3 separate regions of the Homo sapiens genome follow, and regions 2 and 3 are each linked to region 1. The links are chromatin contacts, found by Hi-C or POLR2A ChIA-PET in ENCODE. All regions are on one chromosome and are shown on one strand. Each heading gives the region's core, a stretch centred on a gene start or an enhancer-like site at or near the end of the contact. The rest is flanking DNA. Distances are from core to core; before and after follow the strand shown.

Evidence for each region. Hi-C counts contacts between places; a loop is a spot of excess contacts on that map. ChIA-PET counts read pairs that join two places held with the same protein, here RNA polymerase II (POLR2A). Pooled maps may share reads with other maps.
Region 2: a loop to region 1 is called in a map of ascending aorta, with 2.0 times the contacts of the local background. The contact joins the enhancer-like site here to the promoter of PTCH1 in region 1. A Hi-C loop is called at or near these places in 2 of 168 maps with a recorded cell type or tissue (ascending aorta and sciatic nerve) and 5 of 50 pooled maps. POLR2A ChIA-PET finds 5 or more read pairs at or near these places in 2 of 52 experiments (T-cell and activated naive CD4-positive, alpha-beta T cell).
Region 3: a map of IMR-90 shows a loop between it and region 1 (2.1-fold over the local background). The contact joins the enhancer-like site here to the promoter of PTCH1 in region 1. A Hi-C loop is called at or near these places in 2 of 168 maps with a recorded cell type or tissue (IMR-90 and endothelial cell of umbilical vein), 9 of 37 single-sample maps with no recorded cell type and 9 of 50 pooled maps. POLR2A ChIA-PET finds 5 or more read pairs at or near these places in 1 of 52 experiments (AG04450).

What each region holds. Positions count from the first base shown.
Region 1 is chr9:95,507,560-95,510,666 of GRCh38, reverse strand. It overlaps PTCH1 (patched 1), which reads left to right and starts at 1,401. Exons shown (of 24, transcript NM_000264.5): 1 at 1,401-2,506. The coding sequence starts at 2,306. RefSeq lists enhancers at 952-1,501, 3,087-3,107 and a silencer at 2,146-2,465.
Region 2 is chr9:96,047,883-96,050,843 of GRCh38, reverse strand. No RefSeq gene overlaps it. Among named protein-coding and RNA genes, the nearest start is that of LINC00092, 28 kb to the right of the region's middle. Within about 2 kb of position 1,408, at least 14 of the 41 ENCODE cell types and tissues checked have a DNase peak (open chromatin) inside an H3K27ac peak, as active enhancers do; they include ascending aorta, where a contact is called at or near this core.
Region 3 is chr9:96,135,973-96,139,180 of GRCh38, reverse strand. No RefSeq gene overlaps it. Among named protein-coding and RNA genes, the nearest start is that of HSD17B3-AS1, 110 kb to the left of the region's middle. RefSeq lists an enhancer at 1,520-1,814. Within about 2 kb of position 1,925, at least 14 of the 41 ENCODE cell types and tissues checked have a DNase peak (open chromatin) inside an H3K27ac peak, as active enhancers do.

The DNA of each region.
Region 1 (3,107 bases), core at 152-2,651:
CGCTACTGCCAGTCCCTCTGCAGTTCAACCCCGTTTAAAAAAAAAAATAAAGTGAAGCAAATCAAGGGTTTGCGGGTCGGGTTCCTACCGCAGGGAGGAACGTAATAACTTGGAAACGTAAGAAAAACACATTCCACTTTCCGAAAACAAAAATTTTTTTAAATAAAAAGCCTAGTTGTGTAGACGTGTCTGGCTCCAGAATCCACCTCAAAGGGTCGCGTGTTTTCCCCCTCCGCGGGAAGCGAATCCCCGGGATGCCTTGGTGACACTGGACGCGGTGTCGGGACGAATCCTCGCGATCCGCGCACAGTTTGTTTTCAATGAATCCAGCATCGGGGCATTTATAATCTCCTACGTCATACTATTATTAAATATAACATGCATACCGAGTTTTGTAAAAAAAAATACTGACTATATAAACATCTGGTTAATAAAAAGGGGTGTACAAATGAACCCAAAATAATCAGGAAAACTTTACTCTCTCAAGGAAACAATTCCGTTTCTCTAAGTTGTAAAAAAAGATTCTGTTGTTTCTCTTTTACTTATGTCACATTCGAGATTCAAATAAAAACGCCTCTGCCTCTACAAGACTGCTTCGGTGTCTGGATTCCACGTTTATAGAACACTGACTCCTTCAAACCAAGACTGTGTTTTTTTTTTTTTTAAGTTGGGGGGAGAAAGCGGCTGGGGGGCAGACGGATTTTAAGAAAGATGGCTTTTCCCAACGTCCTTGCTTTCCTCTTTAACTTTCCATTCTGTTTATCTTAATGCGAGGCGTTGTTCCCTGCAAGAGCCTAAGTCTTCCCTTTAGTTATAAAAGAAAAGAGAAGAGGAAAAAAAAATCTGGCACACACTGGCGCACTATCCAGCACGCTGTCATTATTGGTGCAGGCCTGGGAATGCGAGCCGGACCTCCCAGTATTTGCTGCAGCTTGAGGCCAAGGTGCCTCTGAAAGGCTTTTCTTTGAGGAATTTCAGAAATTGTTTAAGCGCTTAAAAAAATATTACATTTCCCCCCGTGTCTACCGCGAGGCAAATGTTCGTGTGTGTGCGTGCGCGCGCGTGTGTGCGCGCAAAGGCATCCCACAAAAAGAAGACACTGTTGAAAAGAAAAGGAATAAGAGAGAAAGGAGGGGGAGCATTCCTTAATGGAAGTATTGCATGCGAGAAGGTTGGCGCTCTCAGAGGCTGCCCCGAAGCCGAGGATGCACACACTGGGTTGCCTACCTGGGTGGTCTCTCTACTTTGGTGAGCTGTTGCTAAGCAGCTAATAATAGTCATGTTTGCTGAGTAATTTCTGCCCTCCGCGAGCCAATCGCGTCGCAGAAACCCAAGCCATCTGACAGCCCCGGGGGCGGGAGCTCCAGCCTTTTTCTCTTTCGCTCGCTCTCTCCCCCTCCACCCCCTCCCCTCCCCTCCTCCTCTTCTTTCTCCAAATGGAGAGAGTTCTTTTTTTTCTTCTTCCATCTCATCTATTGAATCAAGGAGCTGCTGCGGCCGCTGCCCGCTGCACACACACAGAGCGGAGTCCCCAGGTCCCGGGAGCGAGAGAGGCGCGCTGCACGGGGACAGAATGGTCCAGCGGGTTGCCGAGGAGCACAAGAAAGCAGAGTCCGGGACCGAGCAGCCACCGCGAACCCAGCAGCCAGAGCCCGAGCAGCCCGAGCAGCAGCTCCTGGAGCCGCCACCGCCAGCAGCAGCCACCGCGGGAGCAGCGGCAGCTGCGGCTGCCCGGGCCCGGCAGCGCTGAGACCCGCCGGGCACCCTCGGACCCCGCGGCGGCGGCGGCTCTGCGCTTGCCCTCCGCGGCCGCTCGGGCGACCCGGGAGGCGCCGAGAGAGCCAGCGCGGCCGGCGGGAGCAGCGGGGATTCGCTGGCTCTTTCTGCAGTGAAGGGGTCGCGGCGCGGGGCGGGGGGCGGGTAGGGGGAGTTGGGGACCGCAAGGAGTGCCGCGGAAGCGCCCGAAGGACAGGCTCGCTCGGCGCGCCGGCTCTCGCTCTTCCGCGAACTGGATGTGGGCAGCGGCGGCCGCAGAGACCTCGGGACCCCCGCGCAATGTGGCAATGGAAGGCGCAGGGTCTGACTCCCCGGCAGCGGCCGCGGCCGCAGCGGCAGCAGCGCCCGCCGTGTGAGCAGCAGCAGCGGCTGGTCTGTCAACCGGAGCCCGAGCCCGAGCAGCCTGCGGCCAGCAGCGTCCTCGCAAGCCGAGCGCCCAGGCGCGCCAGGAGCCCGCAGCAGCGGCAGCAGCGCGCCGGGCCGCCCGGGAAGCCTCCGTCCCCGCGGCGGCGGCGGCGGCGGCGGCAACATGGCCTCGGCTGGTAACGCCGCCGAGCCCCAGGACCGCGGCGGCGGCGGCAGCGGCTGTATCGGTGCCCCGGGACGGCCGGCTGGAGGCGGGAGGCGCAGACGGACGGGGGGGCTGCGCCGTGCTGCCGCGCCGGACCGGGACTATCTGCACCGGCCCAGCTACTGCGACGCCGCCTTCGCTCTGGAGCAGATTTCCAAGGTGCATTTCAGACTCTCTCCTCCCACTTTCTCTTCCCTCCTCTAACTCTTTGGGATCGCCCCCGCCACACACAAACACACACACTCTCTTCCTCTCTCTCTCACACACACACACACACTCACTCACACCTCTCCAGGAAAAGCAGCAGACAAATGGGGATTGAAAAATTCAAACCCTCCCTCTGGTCCTGGGAGGAAAGGGCTGTCTGAGGTCCGCAGGGGGTGGAGGTGTGTGTGTGTGCGTGTGTGTGTGTGTATACACACGCCCTCCCTGGTGTGCCTTTTCCGGAGCACTGGAAAGCCGTCCACGGCGGACCACCTCAAGGGCGGCCGCGGCACTGTCCTGCCCCGTGCCCCCTGCCCTGAACTTCTTCCTCCTGCGCCCCTGCCCCTATTTGCAGCCTAAACTCCTGTACGGCTGCCACATTTCTTAACATCTTGGAGGGGGAGGCGGAGTGGAGAGAGGCGGAGAGAGGAAGGGGGGAGGGAGCCGAAATAAAGGTGGTTTCCTTTTTTGGCAGCCAGTTTTGGTTTTGTTGAGCATGAAATCTCTGCTCCCTTAAAAAATTATTCTCGGAAAAAGATATCCCCCCCGTTTTCCA
Region 2 (2,961 bases), core at 159-2,658, 540 kb before region 1:
GCGGGGAGAACCCACTTCTGAAAGCCTGAAGATACAGGCTCTAGTCCCGCCTCTATCGAAGAGTGAAAAATGTCGGGCTCGGCTGACACACTCCTCACGCTCCAGCTCTGTGGTCTCAGGCCACACCTGTCCTGCCTTTCCTCTTCCCCAGCTACCGCACAGTGGGGTGGGAAGCTCCTGTGCTAAGCCCTGCCCCAGCAGCATTCATACTGAGGTGCTTCTCTGAGAAATCCTAGCTGGAGATTCTCTCCCTCCCACGCCCTCTCTGCCTTCCTTCCAGCCACACTCTTCTAATTGTTTCTGCACTCTTCCTTCAGAATCGAAGTGAGGTCAGCAAATCGTGACTGAGCACCTGCTCTGTGCAGCGCCCTGCTTTTCCCTTTTCTCTGTAGGCTTTCAAGTTAGGTGTGGAGGCAGTAGTCTAAGATTCCAAGGTCCGTGGTTTCCCTTTGGGCCGCAGGGGTAAGAAGTCTGCTTCCAGTGGTCTCCGAGGACGGCCCATGGGGGACCGTGGGGGATGGACGCAGCAGCACAATCACAAGACGCCCCTTCTGACCTGAAGGTTGGCCCGCCGGAGGGATGACCAGCCGGGGGTCAGGCACGTCCTGTGTGCCTTGGCTGCCTCCTGCCATCTGGCGACTCTGGCATCGTGATGAGCGTGGGGTCCACGTGGACGCAGCTCTGAGTTTGTCTGAGGGCAGGGAGGCCTCACGCTGCCCAGGGTAGGGTTACGGGAGGCTTGAAGGGGAGGGGCTTAGAGGACCCTGCGGGATTAGTTGGGAAGACCCAACCAGGAGGTGTATGCAGGGGGGAAATGTCAGGTGGTCCCCATCACCCACCTCACCAGTCCCAGGGGGCGGTATGGGCTTCCCCAGGCCTCCAGCTGCCTCCAGCCTGAGGATGTCTGCAAACTGCTCCAAAGTTTGAGTTGCAGTAACAATGGTCCCCATTCACTGAGGAGTCCCCAAGGCCAGGCACTAAGTCAGGCCCTTTTGTAAACCCCTCAGTGAGATGTCAATGCCCACATTTTATAGACGGGGAAAAGAGGAGCTCGGATGTAAACTATGCCCCGGGAACGCAGAGCATCCCGGGAGCCCGCCCCAGAGGAAGCCTGGTTAGCAGCCTGGGGTGGGAGGAGGGGGTCCTGGCCGAGCGGAGGCGGTCGCCTTAGCAAAGCCCTTCAGGCCCTGTCCTCTTTGAATGGGGCTATTTGTCCGTGAACCCATAATATCGGAGCAGACTGAACTTCCTGGCAAACTTTTTGGCAGGGTTTCCCTAATGGAATCTCCAGAGAGAAGAAGTCCCCTGTCCTCCTGGCGTCACTCGTAACCTCCGGCCTGCTCCGCTCCAGGCTGTGCCCAGGGCGCCCTGCCCAGGGAGCTTGTTTGCTCTGGCAGACAGGGAGCCCATTCAGGCCCTCGGTGGCACCCGGTGAGTCTGTCCCGGAGGCCTGGCTGGGCTCCGGCTGGCTCAGGGGGACCTGGCGGGGCCTCCAGAAGCCTCCTTTGGCTCGGGTGGGGCGGGGGCGCTGACTTGACTCTGGCCCATGAGAACGACTGACTTTACAGTTCCGTCTTGCTCCATAAACCAGAAAGCCACTTCCAGCTGGTGGTATGAAGTCTGGTGGGCGGGTGTCTGGTGCCATCCTGTCCGGGCAGGGAGGGGTCCAGCCTGTGGTCTGTCGCAGGCCGATTTTACAGGCCGCCCGTCACCCGGAGCGGGAGCTCTGGCCGTGTCCACAGGGATAATATTTGTTGTACCTGATCCCGACTTGGGACGCCCACAGCTTCCCAGCTTAGCATTTTAATTACGCTGCCATCAGAGAGCTTTCTTTTTCTACAAATAGGGGGTGCCTAGACTTTTATTTTTCAAAGGGTGGGAAACACTAGGTTAAGCTTAAACCACATCTGATTATGAAGAGGCTGTGAGTGATTCCACAGCCAGCCACCACCCAGACTGCCCTGGGTGAGGGCGGCAGCGAGGGCTCTGGCCCGGAGCTCCCCCAGGGTCCCTAGTTCCAGCTCTGAAACAGCGAGAGAGCTTGCGGCCTGGGCTGGCCCCGCACGGGGACAGCAGGCCCACCTGCGGGAACACGGGCAGCTTCGCCGCGCTCCTGACTTCTTGCCTTGTTGGCTGAGCGGTTCACGAATAGCTGAAGGCTGGGATGTTTAAATATTAAAAATGCTTAGCTAAATAAGCTGGCCTGTTTGCTTTTGCTGATAGTCACAGTCTACCCACAGAGCCCTTTCAAACCTCGTCAGTGTTTTGGAAAGTGGATAAGGGACTCATTCAGTGAGGCTCAGGTTTACCCTGAGCCAGGAATGAAGCATGTATTTCATGAAATAAGGACTAGCCTGAGACCACACACACAGGCGGCTGAACTCCAGCGGCCTCCCTCCCCTCCTTCCCCTCTCCCCCCCAACCTCCTCCTCCCTCTCTTCCTCCCCTTCTCCCTTTTCTCTCTCTCTCTCTCTCCCTGGCCCTGACAAACCGGCCATGACTGACACCAGGAAACCCGTAATCGGCGTCAGAGGGGGGTTTCCAGGGCTTAGGGGGCCCTTTGTTATCCTGGAGCTGATGAAAAAATGGATTACGACAGTGTGTGCAGCCCATACTAAAGAGAGCTCACAAAAAAGCCAGGGCCACCTCAACACGGCTTCTCAGAGAAGAAAACGTTGCAGCCAAATGGAATTGTTGAAATCACCTTTGTGTGGGAGGAAAGAAAAAAAAAAAAACACCTCACACATTTTCCCCAAGAATAAGGCTGGTTTTGTCACAACTTGCCCCTAGTTCAGCGGGTCTGGTAGATGCCCCCACCCACCGGGCCCTGCGTCCCCAGCACAGCCTGAGAAGCCTGGCCGGCCTGGCTGCATGGAGCAGTTGCTTATGTCAAATCCGTCACTGTGGGACACAGGGGAAACATGAGGTTATTAGGAGGAGGCTTCTTCGAGGACACACTGG
Region 3 (3,208 bases), core at 676-3,175, 630 kb before region 1:
CCTCCCAAAGTGCTGGGATTACAGGCGTGAGACGCCGTGCCCAAGGATTTCTTAAACTGTAGTGTGCATGGGTATATAAGAACAGGTTTGTGAATCTGAATCCCAGAGATTCTGATTCAGTAGTCTGGGTGGGACCTGAACATTTAAGTTTTTTATAAGCTCCCAGGCAATGCTGGTGCTCCCGGCCCATGAACCACGTTTCAAATTGTACTGTCCTCAATGAGTGACACTCATGACACTTGTCACGTTATTCAACCTGGGTAGCTGGATCCTCTGTGCCAGCTTCCCTGCCAATACATAATGTTTCTTGTGTTCTGATGGCTAGCAATGGTGCTAAGGTCAGCTGAGCCTGGACTTGTCCTCAGAATCCTTCCTGACACAGTCCTCTTGGCAGCCACCACCATCAGCCAGAGCTGGCATTCAGATGAAAACTACTTGTCTACTTTGAGTGGGTGTAATGGGAACTGGTCTAGCAGTTAGAGAAGGCCTTTAACTAGTGTGGGGACATAGGATGAGGTTTTTAACCTTGCTGTATTAGTTCCCTCACCTGTAATGAGAGGGCTGGATTGCACGCACAGTTCTCAACTGGGATAATCCTGAGAGTCATATTGTATTAGTCAATATGTTAGCTCAGGCTGCCATAACAGGGTGGCTTAAACAACAGGAATTTACTTCCCACAATTCTGGGGGCTGGAAGTCCAAGATCAAGGTGCTGGCTGATTTGGTACCTGGTGAGGGCCTGCCCCCTGGCTTGCACATGACTGTCTTCTCACTATGTGGGTTCTGGAGGCTGGAAGTCTGAGATCAAGGTGTCAGCAGGTTTGAATTCTCCCGAGGCCCATCTCCTTGGCTTGCAGACAGCCGCCTTCTGGCTCTGTGCTCACGTGGTCATCTCTGTGTTGCCTGTGTCTGGTGTCTTTACTTATAAGGGCACTAATCCCATCATGAGAGCCCCACCCTCATGCCCCCTTCTAAACCTAATTACCACCCAAAGGCCTCACCTCCCAATACCATCACACTAGGGGGAGATTTGAACATATGAATGGGGGAGACAGGCACACAATTCAGTTCATAACACCTATGAACAGCTTGCTCTAAAGCACAGCTTCCTGTGTCCCTGCTCTAGAGATTCTGATCCAGGTCCTTTGGGTGGGATCTGGGAATTTCTATTTTCCTCTGGTGCCCCACATGATTCTCAGCCTCAGGCAGGCTGGAGAGGCTCTGGGTGAGTTGATGGCTGAGTTCCTCAGTTCCTGAGCAGTGAGTAAGCTGTGGGATCCTCCAGACCCCCAACAGTGGCTTGTCACATCTCTGCATGAGCACTTAGCCCACACCTCTCTGTAACACTTGGCAGAGTGTGGGAAGGAGGGACTGCAACTTATCCCTATGCAGATCTGTAACCCAGCACTGGGTGACCGTGCTGGAGCAAGGCACACAGTAGGCACATCATTAATGTGTACCGAGGGCCTCGCCTAGGACCCCTTCTAACTTCAAAACTCTTTAAAATGTGTAAATCTTGTTCAACGAGCTCTCAAAGGGGTTTCTGATGTTATTTAGGGAAAGGCAGTGCGGCCGCTTTTGTTTTTACTGTCCGGGAGGCTTAAACAACAGCAAGCACATTTACATTGCCCTCGTCTCCCTGAGCAGCAGAAAGTGAAACAACTTGAGCTGTGACTAGAAAATGAATATAAACAAGCACAAAGAACAGCCCCGCCTCTGCCAGCCCTCTGGCCAGCCGCTGCTTTCTACCATTCCTGGTGACTGCAAAGCACTGGTAAGAGCAAGTGATAACTGAGGCTTCTTAGGACAATATAATGCAAGAGAAACACTTTTCCACATTCCTTTAATTCTCTTATTCCCACGAAGAATAATCAAGTGAGGAAAGAGAAGACAATGTGGAAAGAGTTTTCTTTATTAAAAGCAGGGCTAAGAGGAAGAAATGCAAAGTAGGTGAACTGATGTATAGCAAATATAAACCCTTCTGAAAAAATCAGAATGTGATGTCACTACTCACCTATTAGGGAAGCTAACATTTGAAAAAGGTGGCAGTATCAGCTACTGGTGATGATGTAGAGAAAGTGGATCTCTCTCATGTTGCTGGTGGGAGTGTAAAATAGGATAAGCATTCTGGAAAATTGTTTTGCAGTTTCTTGTAAAACTAAACATGCCATATGGCCCAATGACTGCACTCCTGGGCATTTATCCCAGAGAAATTAAAATTTATGTCCACAGAAACTCAGGTATAGGAATGTTTAAATTAGCTTTATTTGTAACAACCCCAAATGGTAAGCAACCCAAATGTCGTTTAGTGAATGAATGGTTAAACAAACTGTGGAATATCCTCACCATGGACTACTTCTCAGCAAGAAGAAAGCAGCATCAATGCACACAGCAACTGGGATGGATCTCTCAGGAATCACGCTGAGTGCAAAAGACAACCTCAAAAATTTCATACTGCATGATTTTATTTATTTATTTTTTTCAGACAGTTTCACTCTGTCGCTCAGGCTGGAGTGCAGTGGTGCAATCTTGGCTCACTGCAACATCGGCCCCCTGGGTTCAAGCAATTCTTGTGCCTCACCCTCCTGAGTAGCTGGGATTACAGGCATGAGCCACCACGCCCAGCTAATTTTTGTATTTTTAGTAGAAAAGGGGTTTCGCCATGTTGGCCAGGCTGGTCTCAAACTCCTGACCTCAAATGATCTGCCTGTCTCGGCCTCCTAAAGTGCTGGGATTACAGGCATGAGCCACCATGCCTGGCCTGCAGGATTTGATTTTATATAGAGACAGGATCTTGTCTGTTGCCCAGGCTGGAGTGCGGTGGCACAATCGTGCCTCACTTGCCTCACTGCAGCTTCAAACTATGGGCTCAAGGGATCCTCTTGCCTCAGCTTCCTGAATAGCTGAGACTCTATTTTTATTTTATACTAAATAAAAATATATTTTTATAGAGATGGGGTCTGTCTGTGTTGCCCAGTCTGGTCTCAGACTCCTGAGCTCAAGCGATCCTCCCACTTCAGCCTTCCAAGTAGCTGAGATTACAGATGCAGGCCACTGCACCTGGCAATAATTTTACAATGACAAAACCACAGAGATGAAGAACAAGTTGTGGTTTCCAAGGGTTAAGGTGGTGGTAGGAAAATGGGGAGAGACAAGTGTGGCTATAAAGAGGCAGCATAAGGATCTTTGTGATGGTGATTCTGCAATT